Regions from separate parts of the Mus musculus genome. Here regions 2 and 3 are each linked to region 1. The links are chromatin loops, found by intact Hi-C in ENCODE. Cell type or tissue: heart. All regions are shown on one strand. Links, peaks and the distances in the headings refer to the core of each region. The heading gives the core; the rest is flanking DNA.

What was found. A loop is a pair of places that touch in the nucleus more often than their neighbours do. Peaks named below come from ENCODE experiments on the same cell type or tissue, not always from the same donor. Only the 100,000 strongest peaks of a DNase experiment are listed, where the experiment ranks them.
Region 2: a loop joins it to region 1, with 2.5 times the contacts of the local background. A loop is called at or near these places in 2 of 42 quality-filtered maps.
Region 3: a loop joins it to region 1, with 3 times the contacts of the local background. A loop is called at or near these places in 10 of 42 quality-filtered maps.

What each region holds. Positions count from the first base shown.
Region 1 is chr1:91,246,882-91,254,274 of GRCm38, forward strand. Ube2f (ubiquitin-conjugating enzyme E2F (putative)) reads left to right here and starts at 3,423. Exons shown (of 10, transcript NM_026454.4): 1 at 3,423-3,556; 2 at 7,379-7,393. In heart, for the core only: CTCF peaks have their summits at 3,190 and 5,296; DNase peaks (open chromatin) are centred at 3,280 and 3,940; H3K4me3 peaks cover 3,143 bases; H3K27ac peaks cover 2,506 bases.
Region 2 is chr1:91,394,746-91,402,138 of GRCm38, forward strand. Ilkap (integrin-linked kinase-associated serine/threonine phosphatase 2C) reads right to left here and starts at 4,078. Exons shown (of 12, transcript NM_023343.3): 1 at 3,906-4,078. The coding sequence starts at 3,960. In heart, for the core only: no CTCF peak of the experiment used is centred there; a DNase peak (open chromatin) is centred at 4,146; H3K4me3 peaks cover 2,183 bases; H3K27ac peaks cover 2,023 bases.
Region 3 is chr1:91,294,776-91,302,168 of GRCm38, forward strand. It overlaps Scly (selenocysteine lyase), which reads left to right and starts at 3,563. Exons shown (of 12, transcript NM_016717.3): 1 at 3,563-3,673; 2 at 5,753-5,865. The coding sequence starts at 3,621. It also overlaps the pseudogene Gm7785. In heart, for the core only: a CTCF peak has its summit at 3,607; DNase peaks (open chromatin) are centred at 3,486 and 5,476; H3K4me3 peaks cover 1,889 bases; H3K27ac peaks cover 2,112 bases.

The sequences.
Region 1 (7,393 bases), core at 1,175-6,174:
TTTTATTTTCTGTATCTATTCCTCTGTTGAGGGGCATCTGGGTTCTTTCTAGCTTCTGGCTATTATAAATAAGGCTGCTATGAACCTAGTGGAGCATGTGTCCTTCTTATGCCCCTTAAATTGCTCAACTCTGTGTTGCAGATAGCCCTGGGGCTGATTATATTTGATGTTAATTCTGTTCTCCTGGGAGGGGTTGTGAACAAGGATCAGTAACCAAGTGATTTCATGTAAACCTGCTTCCTCCCTTAATTTGTAAAATAAGGGAGAGCTGACGATTGGGCAGATAAAGGGAAGGTGGAGCAGAAGGTTGGGAGAGAGGGAAAGGATGAAGAGGAGGAGGAGGAAGAAGAAGAAGAAGAAGAAAAGTGAAGCGGAAGCCTGGAGAAACCGCAAGTTCTAAGGGGTCTCGTAGGTGTGGAAGATGGTAGTGTAGCGCTAGATCTGCTCAATCTAGGCACACAGCATGTATTCATATTAATTGAGTCATGTTTTCATTGCCGGGTGTTATTTGGGCTGGAGAATTACCGCAACAACTATGCTTACATCTTCACATCTCCCCCTGCTGCCCTGACTGACAGCCTCTGTCACATGAGGACCTTTGAAGTTACAGTAGACTCACTTGAAAAATTCAAGACAAACCCAATTCAGGGGCCTCAATTTATTCAAATTTGCAAAGCCCATTTCTCCAGTAAACCAACATATCCCAAGGATCCAGAGTATATGACGAGCATGCTTTTTTTTTTTTTTTTTTTTTTTTTTTTTTTTGGTTTTTCGAGACAGGGTTTCTCTGTATAGCCCTGGCTGTCCTGGAACTCACTTTGTAGACCAGGCTGGCCTTGAACTCAGAAATCCACCTGCCTCTGCCTCCCAAGTGCTTTAATCCCAAGTGGGATTAAAGGCATATGCCACCACGCCCAGCTTGACAAGCATGCTTTTAAAGCAGTCTGCTAGTCACTCCCCACCCCTAAGAAACAGAAGTCCTTCACTAAACTGTGTGAGAGAGTGAGAGAGCTAAACTGTGAAAGGTGGCATGGCTGTTATGCTGCTGCTGATGGGGTTGTTGACATTGTTGCTTTGGGTTTTTTTGTTTGTTTGCTTGCTTTTTTGGTTTCTTATTTGTTTTGTTTGTTTCTTTGCTTGTTTTGTTTTGAGACAGGGTTTCTCTGTGTACCCCCCTTGATGTCCTGGAACTCACTCTGTAGACCAGACTGCCCTTGAACCCACAGAGATCCATTCAATCTGTCTCTAAGAGTCATTTGTCTCTTTCCTTGCTGTTCATTAGTAGCCTGTCTCTGGGACTGAATGCCAGAGACAGATGGGCTGGATTCACATTCAAGTTCAGTCATGCTGGGCAAAATACTTCTGTGCTTCCTGAAAGCTGGAGCTAACAGAAAACTGTTAACTAGGGCTGTTGTGAGGACTATATAAACCAGTAGGCTCTTGGTAAGTCTTAGGTGAACACATGAGGCTCCCTTATGAAATGGACCTAGAAGTGACTCATCTCTTTGCAATGTTGAGAGTCAGGCGTATTGGTTCAGCTGTTCCAGCTGTATCTGCCTCTTCAAGCCCTTATCTTTTCTCACCAGAACTTTGCACAAACTCATGCAGTACTTGCCCAATAACACTGGTTCTGAACACCTGCCATGGGTCCAAAGAAGAGCGGGGAGAGCAAGAGGGGGTGCCGGGGTGAGGAGCCGTAAGAAAGTGCTGTTTAAGCTTAGGAAAACAAGACAAGCGTTAGCTGAGCAAAGGTGTTTTCCTGAAAGAATGAGGCAGCTTGTCATAAAGAGTTCACTTGAGTACTATAATGGCTATTCCTGGTTATCAACTTGACTATATCTGGAATGAACTACAATCAAAATTGGAGGACACACCCGTGATCCAGATGTTAAGGCTGGAAGACACAAGTTTCTGATCTGGATCACAATGAAAATCCCTTAATATAGAGAGACATTCCATAAGCTCTGTGACTCTAGAGGACGCTGATTAATACCAGTACCATCTCTTCTGTGTTTGCAACCTCCCTTAGATCAAAAGCCTTATTTGTTTGTTTATTGAGACAGGATCTCACTATGTAGCTCAGGTTGCCCAGGAATTCACTATGTAGACCAGTCTGGCAGGTCTGCCTCTGCTTCCCCAAATGCTAGAATTAAAGCCGTGTACCACTAGGCCTGGCTGCCTTTTACCCTTTCTATCTGTGCAGGAGTGTGTATCTGATGGAAGCTTGAGCGTGTGTAGCCATGTGCCACATGGGGTGGTCAAAGGATAACTTTCTTCCACTTTTTTGTTTGTTTGTGTTTACAGGATCTCATTGAGTAACCTTGGCTTGTTTGGAACTCTATGTTATCTAGGCTGGCCTCCAACTCCTATGTGCAACCCAGCTCTGCGGGGGATCTCTTCCCCTCAATGGAAGTCAGGGTACTTGGTCCTAATCTGAGGACTCCTCTGCCTCACATCTTCCCGAGTTTGGAAACAGGTCCTCATGCTGACAAACGCTTTACTCCCTGAACCCAAGTGCCTCATTTCAAAAGAAATCTTAGGGTCTAGGGTGTGGGGGGAGGGGGGAGACGGGGGGGGGGGGGAGGCGGGGGGAGGGGGCGGGTAGCTCAAAGGTAGTGCTTTGCATGTGAGACCTCCTGAGATTCATTCCCCAGAATTGCTAAGAAAATCACTGGAAACCTGACGCTCCTTGTTCTTTTCCACAGAAAATATCCTCTTTCCAAGGCCCTACCTCTCTAGGAGTCTTGCCGAATTCTCTCCCAAAGTAGGCTATCTCCAGTCCCACAGGGACTGAGAATGCATACCACACGAGCTGCAAGTAGGATGCTGCACATGGAACCCCAAGGCCTCAGGAGGTAGGGTCTCTCTACATATCTCTGGCTGTCCTGGAATTCACTATGTAGACCAGGCCTTCCTCTTGTCTCTGAGCGCCGGGACTGAGGTATGCGCCGGAACTCCCGGCCTGAAGTAGATTTTTAAAAGTGCATATAGGAATATGAGAAATTAAAAAAATAAGGAGCAGGAAGAGTGTCCTCACACCCAGCAGCCACCTCTAACTATCCCATGGCCTTAACGCAGCTGCAAACCGGTCGGATTCTTTGCGTTCAGGAATGGTGCCGGGCACAGGAACTTAGCTCCACCAGCAGGCACTGCACTAGTACGATATTCCTAGGGAAGCAAGCCGCTAAATGAATGGAAACAAACCGGAAGGCCGCTAGGCGGTCGGGGATGCTTGCGCTTCGGTGACCAATCAGCAAAGGTCTTGACACATGGCCCACCCTCAGGCCGTGCTCTTCACCAATGAACGAGGGCCGACTAGTTGACCTGTGTATGTCCTGTGACTGTCCACGAGTGGAGCTGCCAATAAAGTTCTTTTGTAGCTTTGAATTTTTTTTTTAAAGTGCCCACTGCGGTCACGGCGCAGTCCCCGCCCCGCCACTTCCGGTCTCGCCGCCGGGAGCCGGTGCGGCTGTGAAGGCCAGCGCGACTCAGTGCCGCTGCTCCGCCGGGCATGGTTTTGGGTGCCGGCTCGCCTCGCCTGACTCGCGGTGCTCAGGTAAGCTGGTCGCGCGGGCTGGACTGAGGCCGAGGCTCCTGTCGCCGAGCGCCAGGCCGGACCGCGAGGTCGGCGGCTGACGGGAAGCGCTGGGCGGGCAGCGAGCCCCGGCGGCTCTAGAGGGCCGGGCCGAGGCGGACCCCGTGCCGCCGCCCGCAAGGTCACGGTGCGGAGCTCGGGCCGTCCGGGAGGCCGAGGCCGAGGCCGCGGCGGGGAGGCCGCTGCCCCTGAAGGGAAGCGGGAGGTGGACGCGGCCCGCCACGGCGACGGCGGGGAGGAGGGGCGGCCGGCCCGCCTGGCCCGGTTCGGTCCCTGACCCGGTTCCGCGGCGTGTCACCCGGGGTGTGGCCTTCTCCTCGGCCGGCTCAGTTTCCTCCGTCTCCGGTGGGCATTGGACCCACTCCTCGGCGCTGCCGGTGGGTTGGAGTTGCTGGGGAAGGCTTCCCGGAGGGGCTCTTGGCCTGTGGGTAAAAATCTGCTCTCCTTAAGAACCTAGTCGGGCTTGGCGGTGAAGGGAAAGAGGGCATCCCAAGACCTGGTTATCAGATTGAACCGAAGGTTCCAGAAATGAGCAGGGTGGTGTTGAAAAACAGTGAGGTGGCTGGGCCTGGTGCCGAGGCTTCCTAGCTGTTTGGGCCGAATGTGGGGAGCTGGGCAGTAGGCAGAGTCATAGGAAATTAAGGATAGTGATTGTGGGGAGCTTCAGGAACAGAATTAACAGGAGTACCTGGACAAAATTAACTTGATATTCAGTACCCAAAATCAAAGATGAGCTCCAGAAGTGGTCAGTCAGTAAGCCTGGCAGGTTAGATACCCTTGGACACTCATGCTGTACGGTTTAAGTCCCGATCTGTTTCTTTCAGCTTGGAAGGTTAAACGGCCCTAGTGGCCCCTAGTTCTCTTAAATGGCTTAGATTGGAGCTGTCAGTGAGGAGTTAGCCTCACTGTGAGCCAACTGGCCCTGCATAGGTCACACCAGCCTGATTTCAGCACAGCACATAGGAATGCTGAATAAACATGACTTGATGAGACTGGTAAATAACAAGTTGCAGTCCTCTTTGGATGCCCTAAAAGTTGGTCCCACCCAGAGGAGGAACTAACTGGGCCAAATACAACTTGTGGAGTTGGAAACTGAGCATGCTGTTCAGAATAGCTGATCGGTTCCCAAAATACTGCCTTAGTCACAGTGTGATTTTCGAGCAAAGGGAAGTTTGGGTCAAAGTGGGGTTTTCCAGAGGTGGGACGTGTTGAGGAGGGAACGAGAATTCTGAGGCAGCTTCTACCCTTTTGATAGTTTGAGTAATTTTTTTTTTGTTTGATCCCTTTGTGGAGATTTAATTTTCTGATTGTGGGGACATTTCCAAATGGAGACTTTGGTTTATTCCCTCCCATGCTAGTGAAAGTGATACAGATGATAGAAAAATAGGTGGATACTCTAGTCTTACCTGCCTTAGAATATGCGTGTTGGGTTTTCTGTGGAGACACCACTCGTGTTGTTTTCTACTCTGCACAGTCTTTGCACAACATGTTCTATTGGAAAAGCCTACAGCTTACTGAAGATTACAAGCTAGGATCTACACCTCGAAGAGTAGAGCAGGGTACGCCCATCCTCTGCCTCCGATAAAGCCCAGTGTAGAAGAGCAGTGGAGAGCATTAAGAGAGCCGGTGGGCAGCCATGGCAGGTCTGAGCAGCACAGTGCAGGTCCATAGGGTGAGGAGCAGCTCTGTTGTGACCACTAGGGGACTGCCTGCCAAACTCTGAATGCCTTTCCGTTTTCCTTTTCACCATCTGCCTTACTGATATCAAAGGTGAAAACCTGATGGCCCTCATGTGGAACATACACCTCTGTCCCAGTGGTACGTCGGGTTGTTATCTTGGACCATTGTCAGACACCCCTGATGTCCCAAGGTCTGAGCATGTAACAGTGGACTTAGACTTGGCCAAGGTAGAAAGCACTACCTCATGATCCTGTTTGAGGAATTTCTGACAGGATCATTCTAGGTGGCAACCAAGACAGGAAAGCATTGTTACATATGTTCTGCTGTTTTGATAGCTTGTGGGCTGAAGCCCCTTTGGGGGAAGTGACTTAGTGAAGACTTGAGGATGCTTGTGTTCTGACTAGGCTCATCTTTTCATATAGATGCCCCTGAGGAGAAGCCACTATAGAGTAGGACTGAATGCCCCATCACTTCATGACTGATCAGTGTTTCGTATAGGCTACGCCATGACCATACTTACAACACATCTAAAGGAAAACTAGTTTTGTTTTGTTTTTGGTTTTTTTTTTTTTTTGTGGTGAGTGCTTCTTGTGTCTTGGACATTCACCCTCCAGGCCTGTTCCAGGGTGTGAGTGTGTTCATGCCTGCCTGCCTGTGTGTATTAGTGTTAGGAATCTTTCCCAGATTTCAGTACTGTGAGCTTATGCATACTAACATGCAATATAAGAATTATTTGGTGCATTTAGACAAGTGCTACTTTTTTGGTTTTGTTATTTTGCTTTTTTGATACATGATCTTCCTTTGTAGCCCAGGCTAGACTTTGTAGCCCAGTCCTCCTTCCTTAGCGGCCCCCCACCCCCACCAAATACTGATGTTATAGGTGTGTGCCACTGTGCCCAGTGTAACGAGTCCTTAGTGTGGCAGGGTCATGTATAGTTTGGAAGATCATATTCACTTTCTTGTTTTTGTGATATGTGGTACAAAGTGAAATCTACCCTTCCCTAGGGATACTGTGTACAGAAGGTGGCATGAGAAACTAGACAGAAGAGTTGCATTTGAGGGTTTTTTTTTTTTAATTCTGAAGAGAGGAATATTCTTGTGTTCATGGTATTAGCCTCAAGTTTGACCTCTCAGGTAAAACTTTTCATCTGTAAGTTTTAAATTTTGTTTGAGAAATTATCAGATCTGTATGTAAAGGAAATGCTTTTAAAACAAGAAAAGAAATTATATAAATATTGAACTATTTACTCTTGCTGGAGTGTTGGTATGAGGAGTGTCTGACTGATGGAGGTGTGTAATAAAAGCAGAAGGCAGATTGTGGAGGTAGGGATTGCTGACATCCTAATGTAAATTGTACTTTGAGTGATAATGCCTTCACTAGGGCCCATCAGTTAGAACAAATAAAACCTTGTAGGGAATGCTGATAATGAGAATGGAGAGAACAGTGCATGGGAAGTGCCTGTACCTTCTGCCCAACAGCTCTGTTGCTCTAATGCTGCTGTTAGAATAAACAGTTGAAGGCTTACAGGGTGAGTAGCAGTCCTTTTTGCAGGCAGCCGGGAGCATTACCTCACCTGCCTTTCTATTTTGCTGTCCTTCCCAGGGAGGTTACAGCCTGAGAGCCTGAAACTCACACGGTCTGGAAGCAACCCGGGAAGAGTCCAGTTTGGGGTATTCTAATTTGCTCTAATTTCTACTTTCCTTTTCCTCTGAGGGAGAAGGAAAGCAAGCATCATATGTCCCTTCTGCCCTAGAGACTTGTACACCCAGGCCACACCTGGCCCTGTTGTTGTGGGGACTCAGCTCATTTGAAACCAGTGGGGTTAGTGAATGAGTGCCTGTTGGGAAGCATGGGACCGGGTGGGGCTTGCTTGTGATTGAACTAGCATATACTGTACCTAGTGAGTATGAAACTTACGGCTCCCCTAAACTTAAAAGAATCACATCACTTACTCAGATTCCTATGAAGAAATCTAGTTTTGTTAATATATGGAGACTTTTTAAAAACTAATTTTAGAGACCCTAAAGTAAAAACACCTGTATATTTCTCTTGTCTAGTGTCTGGAGACATGGCCCTTAACCCTGCTCTTGCCTGTCTTCCAGAAGAAAGGTGGCAGG
Region 2 (7,393 bases), core at 1,077-6,076, 150 kb after region 1:
TAGGACATTCAGTGGGCCATGACAGCAGCGGGCCCAGCCTCTTAGGGATAGGGACATGTAAATTACAGCATGGAGGCCAACCTGAGCAGCAGCCCTCCTCATCTAAGCATGGTTTTTCCACTACCGTTGTTCAACAGGAAAAGTCTTTGCATAGCTAACAGGTGTATCTTCAGTTCTCACAGGCACTCCTCACAGCAGATGTCTTGCTTCATGCCAGTCTAGTCCCTCTTCAGCCATAACACTGAGTGTTCAAACAGCACTGTCACTAATGGACAGTATGTTGCTCTCTCTCACCCTAGAATGCCACCAGAGGTACTTAATTAAACAAAGAGAGACTACCTTCCCATCTTACTGGCCACAACTGAGAATGAGCTGTAAGATGAAATTCTCACTGCTTGTAAAGCACTATACTAAGGGCTCTAAATGCTTTAACTCAACTGATTACTATAAGGATCCTATAAGGTACTGTTACTACTCCAAGAGAAGGAAGCTGAGACACCAAGGCCAAACGCCTGCCCAAGATGAGTGGGCTATGGGGAGTGGAGACTCAAACCCAGCTGGCAGATTCCCAGGGTGGGCTCTAGTTGAGCAGCTGTCTTGGACTTCAACCAAGACCACACTTACCCTTACAGTTCTACAGCACAACCCCAAGCTGGCTCATGAGGACCTCTTTAGTCATCCTGCAGATCATCAGTATGGTCAAACATGTTTGTGTCTGGATCCTTTAAAATGTCCTATAGGTTATAAATACTACATTTGATCTTAGACAATGGATGTGGGTCATTTATTATACTATGGAACTTTTCATTAGCCAAAATTTTGCACTGTTTTGAATAAACAGAAATCCAAACTATGTGAACTACAGCTGTCAGCTACCACCAGACAATATGCAACTTTGATCCATAACACCAACGGGAATGAAGTGTGCACCTTTCCAATCACAGCTTGTATTACCATCCCCTCCTCCCCATCATTTATCCAGGCACTCCATCTTCTGGATATTATATATTATGATAAGAGTTGTCATTTGTCTTCTGGAGACAGTGTTTCATTATGTAGCCTGACTGTCCTGGAACTTCTTTGTAGAGCTAGACCAGCCTGGCCTTGAATTTAGAGATTCACCTGCCTCTGCCTAGTAAGTGCTGGGATTAAAGATATGTACTAAGGGGTTGTCTTTTTATTGATCTTGTGAATCTTTCAATCATTATGCATAACTATATTAACCCTTCAAAACATATATTGTCATTCTTTCCTCAATTCACTTAACTATGACTTACTTTTTTTCTTGCATATACACTAAGTCCTAGAAGTAATGTTTTCTTCTGATATTTTAACCTTTATGTTTGTATTTCCATTTCTCAAATAAATACTCATGTGACTGTGTGGGTGTATATACGAGTGTGTGTAAAGGCTAAAAGCCTATGTCCGCATACTTTAATTGCTGAGATTATAGACATGTGTCTTCACCCCGGCTCCTAAATTTCATACGTTTAAGTTACTCTGGTGAGCAAATAGCCCTTGACAATTAAACATCAGTTTTATTTGAGGTGCTAAGGACTAGACTCAAGATTTTTCATGCTAAGTATGTGCTCTTGCGCTGAGTAATAGCGCCAGGCTGACCATCAGGTGCTTTGTCTTGGTACCAGCTCTGGACCCAGGGCCTTACACATGCTAGGCAGGTGTTCTACCATGTGCTCTCGCTCTAGCCTGACCAGCAGCTTTGAACAAAATGTTCTAACAAGCAAACAAGTGAACCACTCTATGTAACCAAACAATCTATGCCAGCATTTTATGTATCTATAAGTTCCACTACTGATAGAAAATAGGTATAATTCCTTTCTGCAAAAGATTGATTGTTATTTTAAATTGATATACTCAACTATCAAAATCTCTTAAGTCCTGGAGTGAAGCTGGAATTCAGTACAATATCTGTAGACATAAAACACATACTTTCTACATACTTATTCCAGGTTATAAAAATTTGTCTTGTGGGTATGAAGATAAGATGTGATACTTAAAAAAAAACAAAAACAAAAAAAACACACAACCAAAAGAATGAAACAAAACATGGCTGCTGTGCTGAGTGGTGGCGCCATATGCCACACACCTCATACTTTCTACAGAATCAGTACAACTGTCCCTTTATGTTGTGGTTACAGTGCAGATCCTAGGGATGTCACCAGCCATCATCTACAAATCCCTGACCATAGAATCGAACCTGGGCCATGCATTCTACCAAACGCACAGGTTCTCTTTATTCCACATAGTATCTGCAGGAGGCATCACTTATTACACACATTTGCCAGCGGTTCCTGAAGGTCAAAGGCAGTGCAAAGCTTGATCTGAAGACACAGCAGTTTCCATTGTCCACACATCTTCCTATAGTATGTGAAAATGACTAGACTTATTTCTTAATTGCTCCCAGTACTATTTTGGAAAATTTGTTATACTTACCCATGCATGAGCAGGGTCAGTATGCAATTTAGTCTTATTCTTATGACTACATAACAACCAACACCATTTACTAAAGCAAAGTATGGTGTCGGAACATGGTCTGAGAATGGAGTCCTGTGAGGAGAATTCTAAGTGCCTGTGAGAAAACAAGACAAGAGTCTTGTGACCTCAGTTTCTTCAAAACACATAATTATTCTTGGAATGTGTTTTTGTGTCTCCCCCACCCCCTGTAGTGGATAGGAGTGAGTTTATTTCAGATTACTCAATATGTTTGGGGGGGAGAGGGGGAGAGAGGGAGGGAGGGAAGGGGCATGGGGAACGCATGTATCTGCTAAGTCCCAAGTTGAGTTTAAGGTTTTAGGTCATGTCAAGAGAGCCTTGACCACGGAGAAGACCCAAAATAACTTTGGATAAAAAGCAATAGGGACTACTAATGATGACAGATTTCTAGGCACATCTGGCAATCCAAACTCTGGTCCGAGCACATTCAGACACAGGTTATACTCCAGTGACAGATGCAAGGCTGCCTGTATGAGGCCAGCTTTACTCACAACTGTAACGGTGGTTATCTTCAAAAAGCATGGCTGAATCAAACTCAGTCTCAAGGCCTAGTTACTTAGAAGCTTCTGTACCATCAGAGTGGTTGGTGGGGGTACGTAACGGTGCCACTACCAGGAACAACTGCAAAAAGAGGACACTACAAAGCATCTCAGGAGTCTGGAGGTGCGCAGGTTAAAAACCAAAGCACAGGTGTGAAGAGGACAGGTCAATACCTTCTCATAACCCCAAGCTCCAGCATTCTTCCATGCTAGCCCGTCCCGCTCTGCCAAGCTGGAGATCTGAGCCCTCCCACTTTTGAACATTGTTTCCTTGCCTAGAATCTCTGGAAACCATCAGCCGAAGCCCTCGCTAAAGGCCGCCTCCTTCCCAGGTCTTTCTCACTAGTCTTCGGGTACCGTTACTCCGGACGCTTGGCGTTTCCCACGGTTTTTAACCTATGCCTCTGCGATCAGAACTGAACTCTCTGAAGGCAAAGGCTGGGTCCTCTTCACCTTCCTATTCCGTGCCAAAGACCTTCCCAAAACGTGGGCTGCAGACGCCACCCCCCATCCCCGGCCTCGGTTATCTAGCCGTAGCGCCCTGCATTGGCTGTGCAGGCGCCCCGCACCAAGGGGCTGGAAGTCGGAAACTTGTTAAGTTCTCGGGGTTTCCAGGACGCAAACAGGCCCGGGACCAGGACATTCCGCTGGGAGTCTTGCTGTAGCCAAATTAAAGCCAGAGTGCCCCGACCCTTCGGCGCGGGACTTCGTGCGTGTGCCACGCGAGGCCTGGACAGGGACCGCGCGGTCGCTGCGGCCTCGGGAGCCACAGGCCGAGACTGAGGCGGCGGTGGCGCGAAGATGGCGGAGGCAGCGCATCCCGGCGCCGCCCTTTTCCCCCGCGCCGCTTACCGGCAGATGGCCGCGGCGCGCGCTCGGGCTCCGGCAGGTCCCCGAAGAGGTCCATGGCGGCGGGGCAGTGGAGCGGAGGCTCCGCGCTACCCTGGGCGGCGGCGGCGGCGGCGGCGCCGTCACTCACCGCGGGAGACCCTGCCAATCGCGCGCCGCCCAGCCGCCGCCCCAGAGTGCTACGCGCGGGGGCGGGGCGGGGGTGGGCTGCGCAAGCGCACGGGCGCTCTTGGCCTGGGCATTAGGTCCCGTGATAAATTGTTATGGCGTTTCCCCGGAAAGAAGGGAGGAGTGGCGCCGAGCCTGACATCCAGACAGGCTTTTGGCCGGAGAGGCGGGTCTGCACCTGTCCACTGTTCCCTGTGTGACCGAGCAGGCAAAGCACCTTCTGACCGCCCGGGAGCAGGATGGCGCCCAGCGGGGTCTCAGCTGTCCCACTGGGATAGAGACCAGAAAAAAACACCATCACTGGCCAAGCCACAAAAGTGACAAACATCCCTCATCTCAGCCACCAAATTTATGACGCTTTACCAATTACAAAGTTGTGTTGTGTATTTTCCCTGGTCTCAGAAAAGAGCCACTCATGGAATTAATTCCTCTTCCTACCATACAATCCACAAAGACTTCACTTCCTTAAAGGTACCCAAATTTATTGACTACACACCCCAATCCTACCAGCCCTTTCCAACACCACCTTACCTGTTTTTTTTGTTTGTTGTTGTTTTTGGTTTTTTTGCCAGTGTTGTGTGGACTTCTTGGTGCAGTAGGTAACAAGTCATTGCTTCCTTGCAAATGTAGACCAGATATTCTCTAGCTGCAATAGGTGGATCCACCCAGCTGACCTCCAAGCCACTGTTTGAAGTTTTTACTGCACTCAGACAGAACTGTCTCTTCCTTGACAGATGTAGGATTTTGAAATAACAGCACTTTGTCTTTTGTCCATATATCTCATACACTTCTCAGCCCATCCCAACTTGATATCACTATGTTTTTAAAGCAGCTCTTGCTAAGTGTCTTAGGGTTTCCATTGCTGTGAACAGACTCCATGACCTAGGAAACTCTTATAAAAGACAACAATTGGGGCTAGCTTACAGGTTTAGAGATACAGTCCTTTATCATCATGGCAGGAAGCATGGCAGCATTCAAGTAGGCACGGCGTTGGAGGACCTGAGAGTTCTACATTTTCATCCAAAGGAAGCCAGGAGCAGACTTTCCTCAGGCAGGTAGGAGGAGGGTCTTGAAGCCCACCCCTAAAGTGACACACTTCCACCAATTAGATCACACCTCTTCCAACAAGGCCACACCTCCTAATAGTGCCACTCTGAGGGCCAAGCATATTCAAATCACCACACTAAACTTGATTTCCCACTCCTGCAAATAGACTCGTCGGCCACCATTCCACATGAATTCTGGCAGTGTTTGCCATGTGGCCTGTCTTTCCCTCATATGTATGGACATCTCTAATCATTACTCCATCTCTACCTGGTTTACAGCTCAACTTCTGGCTGCTAAATAAAATCTTTTGTGGAGACAAGAACTTGCTCAGTAGGCCAGGCTGGACTTGAACTCACAATGCCTCTACCTCCCCAGTGCTAGGACTATATATAAATCTCTGTCACCACCCCTGGCAATTGGAATTCTGACCTGACCCTAAGTTCTCTTCTGTTCTCTTTCCCTTCATAATCTCCATGCACACCAGGCTTGAACTGCTGCACCTTTGGACATGACTCGTTAATTTTCCTACCACCAATAGATCTCTGGGTTCCACTAAGTGCCAAGAACGGGTTATGGGTAATCACAGTACCTCAACTCCCTGACAGATTTCATTTTCTCTCCTACAAATCTTTTCCTTAGTCTGTTGCTTGACTTAAGATACTTGGGCAGAAAGCATGGCAATAGGAGTATGTGATAGGGGAGGGTCTTCAGTTCATGATGTATAGGAAACAGAGTGGAAGGACATCAGAAAGGGACCAGGATAACATAATCCAAAATGACAAGTTCTCAGTCACCTACTTTCTTCAGTATCCACTTCCCACCATCCTACCACCTGCCAACAATCTATTAAAATGTTAAACCTGCCAATGAGTTAAAACTTTCACTAGGTCAGAATCTTGTGATCTAATTGTTTCAGAAAGCACACACTCTCCTGCCCTCCCCCAACTATGCATTTTACTAATTCTGTAGACATCTGTTAATCCAGTCAAGTTGCCAGGCAATGGCCGGCGTCACAATGCCCGTGTGCAGACACTGGTGTGGACTTAAGTTTTCTGCTTCTTTGACTAGACGAGAAGAGTATGTTTGTTTGGTTATATAATGAAAGCATATTTAGTTTTGGAAGAAATTATCAGTGTGTTCCAATGTGGTTGTTCCATTTTACCTTCCCACCCATCCTGGGAGTGCCTGCTCTTTGTATCTGTGCCAGCATGCCAGCATGCCAACATTTGTTCTCAGTCCTCTGGAGTTTAACCATTCTAACATGTGTGTGGTTAAACTTTGAAGTCAAATTCTAATTACAGACAAGTGCATGAATCATAAAGCTAAATGACTTTCATAAACCACACATAGCCATATAACAAAGATCCAGAATAAAAGATTCTGTGCAGTCTACACACACACAAAGCAGGCATGACCTCCTGAGGAGGTTGCCGTTAGCCCTCGGCCCTGGAATTTGCCTGGACTTGAACTGCATGAGTGGAAAACCACAGGGCAACATACAGCATGCTCTTTCAACTGACTTTCCTTCAACATCATCTTTGTGGCATTCAGCCACATTGTCAAAACTGTAATCCATCCGTTTACATAGGCACAGCACTCCTCGTCTATCTGCTCTTAGTGACCATGGAGGTTCCGAGCTGTCTGGGAGCTGTTACCCACAGTGCTGCTATGAGCATTCTATGTCCACCTGGTGCACACTGGTTTTCATTTCTATTGGAAAATGCTCAAAGATTGGATTGTTGGGTCAAAAGCCATCTTTATGACTATATTGAGCTATATTGTCAATAGTTGTAATCTTAGTTGGCTTGTGTTTTGTTGAAGTCCTGTGTAATCTAAGTCAAAATTTAACATGTAGGCCAGGGTGGCCTGAAACCTGGAGCAATCCTCCTGCCACGTTCTTCCAGGTGGATTACAGACGCGTGCCACCATCTCAACTGGTGAACTGTGATCAAGTGCACATCAAAGTTACAAGTTCAGCCCTGATTGTGTGATCATGGTGCTAAGCACATTCATTATGTCACAAAGCATCACTGTAGGAACGTGGTCCAAGAATGGAGTCCTGTGAGAATTCTGAGTGCTTGTGAGAAAAGTCTTGCGACCAGTTTCTTCAAAACACAGAATTGGTCTTGGAATGTGTTTTGAGCTCCTCCCAGGTGTGAGTTTACTTCAGAGTACTCATTGCTTGCTGCTGTTAGCAATTAAATATTTATATGCCTCTATGGAAAAACACATCTTTGCCAAGTGCATCTTGTCCCTGTGATTGTACACTTTACTCG
Region 3 (7,393 bases), core at 961-5,960, 48 kb after region 1:
GTAAGCCTTTTTCTTGATTTGAATCAGTTCAGTAAGAACAGCGATGTTTTTTTTTCCCTATGCTGCAAAGCATGATGGACCAATGTATAGAGCACCAATCAATCATGTACACTATCACTAAATGAGTGAAATAATGAAAAATAATTCCACCATAGCAATGTTAAAAGAACAGAGTAGTAGTCGATTTGATAAACACTGGGGCTTTCTTAGTGTGTGCAAAGCTCTCGGTTCCATAACTATTACCACAAAAATAATCAAAAAACCACAAGTATTATGCCCTGAGGACTGCAAAGCACCGCGGAAAGAGACAAGAGATCTAAAGTGGAAAATCGGTCCTGTGTCCTTGGATCTAGAAGGTAGCGGAGCCATCCATACTGCACTCTCCCACCCCCCTCAGCCTTTGCGGAGTGCATTTGCCTTACCCACACTATCCTGCAGGATCAGCAAGACAGCCTTACTGGGAGAGCTGCGGGTCCAGTTCAAGCTCAGGCTGGTGGGCAAGCACAGTACTAGCCTAGCCGCCAACCCTTCCTGGAACTCGGCTGCTGCTGTGTCCATCACTACCCCTTGGTGGGCAAGCAAAGCACTAGCTGCCAGCCCTTTCTCTGCTGCTGTGTCCGTCGCTGTCCCACATATCCCAGCACTTTTCTTCCACCAACTTAGCAGCAACAGGCGAAGCCACTTGTCCTCCTGTTGGTTGACAGCCCAGGGGGATGGTGATGAAGACCTGGTTGAGCAGGGAATTCCACAAGTATATGGCGCCACTCTTGGGCCTCTGCAACAGCTGGCAAAGTTCAGTGTATGGGACACCTGCATCCGGGAGGAGTTTGGAGCTCGACGATTGGCTACTACACGCAAGCCACATGATGAAAGCTATGATGTGTGTCATTATAGTGTCTGGTGTAACATCAGGAATTGCAAGAATGTGTCAAACTGTCCCAGGGAGCTGTTACAGGTGTGTTACATTGCTGTTGTGTGATAACAAAGTCAATGTTAAGGACAGGAAGTGAAGGCCCAGGATGGTCCACATCATCTAAGATAAAGACGAGAATCTGAGAAAGGGGAAGCAGGAGCCCGAGTCTAATTTCATAGAGGACTGCCTGGGATGCAGTCAGCTCAGCACCACTTAACCATCATTCAGCTAAGTAGGTGTTCAGTTCTTCATGCTGACGAAGATTGGGTGGGTTTCAGAGTGAATGTGACACTTTAAAACACACGTTCAGGCTCGCCCTCTCCTCTGCGTCCTCGGCCACTGCGAAAGAAGGGAACATGCCAAAGAAAAAGACCGGTGTGAGGAAGAAGGCAGAGAACCGCCGAGAACTCGAGAAACAACTGCGAGCATCAAGAAGTACTGTCGACCTAGCCAAACACCCATGCAATGCTTCAATGGAATGCGACAAATGTCAGAGGCGGCAGAAGAATAGAGCATTTTGCTATTGTTGTAATTCTGTTCAGAAGTTACCAATTTGTGCACAGTGTGGGAAAACAAAGTGTATGATGAAGTCTTCAGACTGTGTTATCAAGCATGCTGGTGTGTACAGTACTGGCCTTGTTATGGTGGGTGCAATATGTGACTTCTGCGAAGCTTGGGTTTGCCATGGGAGGAAGTGTCTTAGCACCCATGCCTGTGCCTGAATGTGAGCAAGGGGTATGGGACCATGGAGGAAGAATATTCAGCTGTTCGTTTTGCCATAATTTTCTCTGTGAAGATGACCAGTTTGAGCATCAAGCCAGCTGCCAAGTTTTAGAAGCAGAAACATTTAAATGTGTTTCCTGCAGTCAACTTGGCCAGCATTCATGTCTCCGCTGTAAGGCTTGTTTCTGTGATGAACATACAAGGAGCAAAGTGTTTAAGCAAGAAAAAGGAAAACAACCTCCTTGCCCTAAATGTGGGCATGAAACACAGGAGACAAAGGATCTTAACATGTCAACACGCTCCTTGAAATTTGGCAGGCAGACTGGAGGAGAAGAAGGGTATGATGCGTCGGACAAGTATGGAGATACTGGATACCATGATGAGGAGGAGGAGGATGAAGCAGAGGATGAAGAGGAAGAAGATGGGAAGGACTCAAATGCTGAGTCATCAGATCTGTTCAGTAACTTGAATTTAGGAAGGACCTATGCCAGTGGCTACGCTCACTACGAGGAGCAGGAGAGCTAGGAGCTGCCCCTTGTTGGCACTTGTGGGAAGAGCAGGCTGAATCTGAGGATGCTCAGACGGACCCTCCCTTGCCTTGTCCAAAAGGCCAGTCACACTGGGCTCGGGAGGTTCTAGCAGTTTATAGGGATGCTATGTGAACTTGCAGTGTATGTAAAGTGAGTTAGATGTATGACAGATGGAGCATCATGGATTGGGTTATTACTGAGTTCAATAATCGGGTGGGTTTTGCCAGCTAGAAACATAATAAAATACACGATAAAGGAATAGAAAGCAAATATATTTATTTGAAATTAAATTACCGTCTTTATTAAAGGCACTGCTTATAAATTCATGTCTCTGATTTTACAAAGTGTAATGGGTAAAATTACCATATTCTTTTTCTTATTTCAATCCATACAATGAGAGTCATGTTCAGTTTTTCACTGACTTCATGCTGGGTAATGTTCACTCTGCATTAGCGGTTGCCATGTTCACCGTTTTCTTACAATGTCTATCCAGTGCTTGTTACTGTCTCACTGACAGACAGAAGTCTAGCTGTTTTCATCCACATAATGGCAGGCAGGACTAGTGTTGCTGATGCTTCACCCAGAGAATCTCATTTTACAATAAAGTTAGCATTATACTTGAAAAATAAAAAATAAAACACACGTTCAGAACTCACTTTGTAGACCAGGCTGGCCTCGAACTCACAGAGATTGGCCAGCTTATGCCTCTGGAGGGCTGGGATGAAAGGCCAGTACTACTACTGTCCTGCTTCACGCCTTTCAATTGTTTAAAAAAAGATTTTTATGTGTATGAGTCTGTTTATGCGTCTGTCTGCACTTACATACGAGCACCATGTGCATGCCTAGTGACTATAACCTTCCATAATTTTAACAGCCCTGCTTAGCTCACCTCTGATCTAGATCGCCTCAAAAGTATCAACACATAACTTCCTAATTTCAGGCAATTAAATCATTCGCGAAGGCGGATGTGGGGTATCCTATGTCCAGCGAGCACTAGCCGCCAACCCTTCCAGGCGCTCAGTCTTGGCTGCTGCGGTGCCTCTCATTGCACCGCGCATCCTAACACTTTTACTTCCATGAACTTTGCGGCGACCGGTGAAGTCACTGGTCCTTCTGTCACTAGTGACAGCCCAGGGAGGTGGGCTCCCAGAGCACGGTGCCAGTAGCTGGAGCACCCAGATGACTCGCCATGAGCGGCGCGCGCTTTGCCGATGACCGGTTAGATAGGACCGGCAGCGCGGTGGCCCTACTAAGGTAGTCTCCAGCTCCGTCCCACTGCCACCTGACCCCACATGACCAATCAACCAGTCAGGGGCGGAGGCAGGGCCCGTGCGGCTCACAGATTGGCCAAAGCGCGAAGCGCAGCCAATGCGGATACTCCGGGACCCGAGGCTCCGCCCATTCAGAGACTTCGGGGCGCTCAGGCTTGGGGTGACCTGCCGGCGATCAGGGGGATGGACGCGGCGCGAAATGGCGCGCTGGGCAGTGTGGAGAGCCTACCCGACAGGTGCGCTCCCTTCAAGGAGCCCGCAGGGCCTAGGGACACCTGGGGGACCTCAGTGAGTGTATGGTGAGGCGGGAGGAAGGGACACGCAGAAGCGTCCGGCCACAGGAACCGGGAGAGAACAGGCTACCGCCCAAGCTGAGGGCAGAAGGGGGCCCACGGGTGACAACTGTGCCGAGTGTGGCCACATCATCCTCCCGCGTTTCGGGCTTCTTCCCAGGGAATGGGCTCTTCCTGGAGGTTGGAACTGGCAGCCGAATCGCGATTATCTGCGTTTTACAAGAATCGCCGCTGCTTAGAGTCTAGGATGGCGTGGCTGTGGGACGGGGGGGAACGGGGGGGGGGGACGGGACTTTGGGGCCCATTTGACCACCCGAAGGTTTAAAGTGGGCTTTGGGGCGGGAACCCTAGGAGCACCAGGACAGTGGGGGAGACCTGCCTTCTCTTGCTGTCCACTGGGCTGTGGGACCTCCTCCCCTGGCGCGCAAGGAACCGGAGGTCCTGGCTCAGCCTTCTCCCACCCAGGAATGTGTTATACCAGAAGCCCCCTCTCCATCCCCATCTCATTTTTTTCTTCTTTCTCTTTTCTCTTTTACCCCCGGTCCCTCCTCCACCTCAGCCCCATAAGGCCTCGATATGTAGTCCAGGCTACTCCTGCCTTCTCCGATATGGTGGAACTTGCCTATAATCCCAACACTGAGGACAGGAGGATTGTGATTTGGAGGCCAGCTTGGATCACACAGTGAGAACCTGTCTCATAAAGGCCTAAGCCTGGTGGCTTGAGCCTATACCAGACGTTTATTAAGCAGTTTCACTTTCTCTAGGAAGCCCGCTAATAACAGAGTCAATCGCTGATAAAATGCAAACCATAAACCAGTTCGGCCAAGCTATAGATGGGAAAACCAGTCACTTGGCAGGCCTATGGGTGTGCAGCACTTTGGGGGCTCTTTATTTCTAGGAAGGAACAGACTTGGGACACAGGCAAAGCCTGCGGCAATGGGAATTCCAGCCCCAGGGTGGTCAGGTAGGTCCACATTACAAAGCCCAGCCTTGCAAGATCAGGTGACTGCGTGGCACTTAAAGCAAAGATAGGAGATGAAAGCTTCTTCCTGCCTGTTCTGCCGTGCTCCCCTGGACATAGTTGGGCAGTGTGTGCTGGCTCACCACTGCATCGGCTTGAACACTGGTTTGATGTAAAACCAAGTGAAATAATGACTGTTTTCAGGCCCGATTGCCTACCATAGAGATTTCCGAAGGTCTGGGACCCTGGTGAGAACACAAGCAGATAACTCTCCTTAGGGAGGGTCTCTGGGGCTTTGAACTCTGTGTCCTGTGGATGAAGTTCCTACATAGGAAGACAAAGCCTGCTTGTTCCTGGAGCTGCTCATCACTTGCTCCCTAGAGAGGACACTAAGCATGTGACTCTTGGGTCAGATGATGAATGGGTCCACAGCGGAAGACAGGGAGGGAGGGAGGGAAGGAAGAGGGCCAGGCTGCGTGCGGCCTACAGTTTCCAATCGAACCCTGGAGCCTCATCCAAACAGATCTGCTGAAGCACAGACTTTAAAAAGTTTAGGTAGAGTGGGGGTGGGGCAAGAAAAACTGAAAATGCAAGTTGCCCCAGGGAGAGACCTGCCCAGTAAAAGCCAGGGAGGGGACAGCCATAGCCCTGGGAAGCCTCCAGCAAAGATGAGTACAAAGCTCCTTCCTAGAGGCAGTTCCTGGAGGACTGGAAGGGGCAGATGGCTCCAAGTTGTTGGGAAATTACCCAGGGGAATGTGGGACTCCCCAGCCATTGGCAGATCCTTCCTCCCTCCCTTCCTGGAGTTGGGCCGCATCTCTGGCCTCCAGCCATCAGTCAGCCTCATGCTAGGGGAGATTATGGCCATCTTGTATGGGGCAGCTACTGGGTGACTGGAAACCATGGTGTCTCCCATCAGGAGGGAGAACATGGAGAGCTGAGGTCTAATAGCCTACCTGGGCCTTCACTCTAGATGCAGAAGACCCTCACTGTGGTCCCCCAAAAGAGTATTGCTGCTATACTCTGCCTCCCCAAACTTTACAGGCTATTCTCTCTTCCAGGAAGGTCTATATGGACTATAATGCCACCACACCTCTAGAGCCCGAAGTCATCCAGGCTGTGACAGAGGCCATGAAGGAAGCCTGGGGAAACCCCAGCAGCTCCTATGTGTCAGGTAATCTAGAAGAATCCATGACAATAAAGGGAACCAGAAGCCTCTTAGAGAAAGTGTATACTAACCTGACTTGGTGGCATGTGCCTTTAATCCCAGCACTCAGAGGCAGACTGCTCTCAGAGTTCAAAGCCAGCCTGGTCTACAAAGTGAGTTCCTGGACAGCCAGGGCTACCTAAACTGAGAATCCGTGTCTCAAATAAAAAACAAACAAAAATGGGTGGGGGTATATAAAGTGTATGCTTACATGAGATGGTTTTGTTTGGGAATGGGGTGGACTTTCATTTTTCTTTCAACTTTAAAGTTAGTACAATGCCTATATTGCTTAACAGAATTCCCAAGAGTTTTTTTTTAAGCACACTTTAGAAAAATGGAAACAAAATAATTACGTTCTAATCTTTAAGCATTGTGTCACTAAAGTCTACATAGTGTCTTCTATGTAAATTAGCATCATGTTACAATTATATACCTGACTTGATTCTTAAAGTCTTCTGTCCCTGTATGATATCCTAGCTAGGAACTACACATCCCACAGGCTGGGATTAAAGGCATGTGCCACCACTGCCAGGCTTATAATTATATTCTTACTTCTTTCTAGTTTGCCTTTGTGGTGTAGAGTTTTAAATTTTTGCATTTTTGGATGATAATTTGCTTCAAGTCAGTAGTCAAAAAGACAGCATTCCACATTTTCTCCACAGACTTGGAGGCTAATCATGCTTTGCCTTCCTAGTTAATGTTTATCAGCAGAAGGCAAGGGCCCCGCACCCAGCCCTGCACTGTGTAATTAGGGTAACTAAGACAAGCCACATTAATGATGGTTTATTGGGAAATGAGTGCCAGCCAGGGGACTAAAGATGACCCAAGCTAACTGATCTGCCACCAGGTCTTACTGGTACCTCTGTCCCTCCGTAAGGGGTTTGGTGGGTCATAGCAGTTGCTTATTGAAAGCTCCCCAGCAACTCAGTGACACAGACTTTCCAGATCAGATGCTAGTCACCCATTAACTTGTCTGTTGCCTTATTTCTGGACATTGCCATCTGCCTAATGTCCCCTGTAGTATAGTCAAACTTCTGTTAGGGTACACTAGAGAAGGCCAAGAAGATTAAGGGTCAACAGGAAGTGGGGCACACAGTGGGAGACCGTTGCTGGCCTGGGTGACATCCCAGCTGCTTTCTGTTGATATTTGAGTAGAAATGCCAAGAAAAGTGAAAATCATGAATCACAAATGTTTGCCTGTCTTGTTTTCAAGGCAGATGGGATCTCACTGTGTAGCTCTGGCTTCCGGGAATTTACTCTGTAGCCCAAGCCTGCCTCAAATTCACAGAGATCCACCTGTGTCTGCCTCCAGAGTGCTAGGATTAAAGGCATGTACCACCACCCCAGCTCATCACAGATGTTTTAGTGTGTCACAGTATTAGGTTTTAAAATCTACAGCAATGTGTGCTGAGGTTCTGTGGGAAGAGTTTGAGTGCTCCAGATGTGGCCTTGCTTGTAACAGCCAACAGCATTTGGAAGTGAGCGGAGAAGGGGA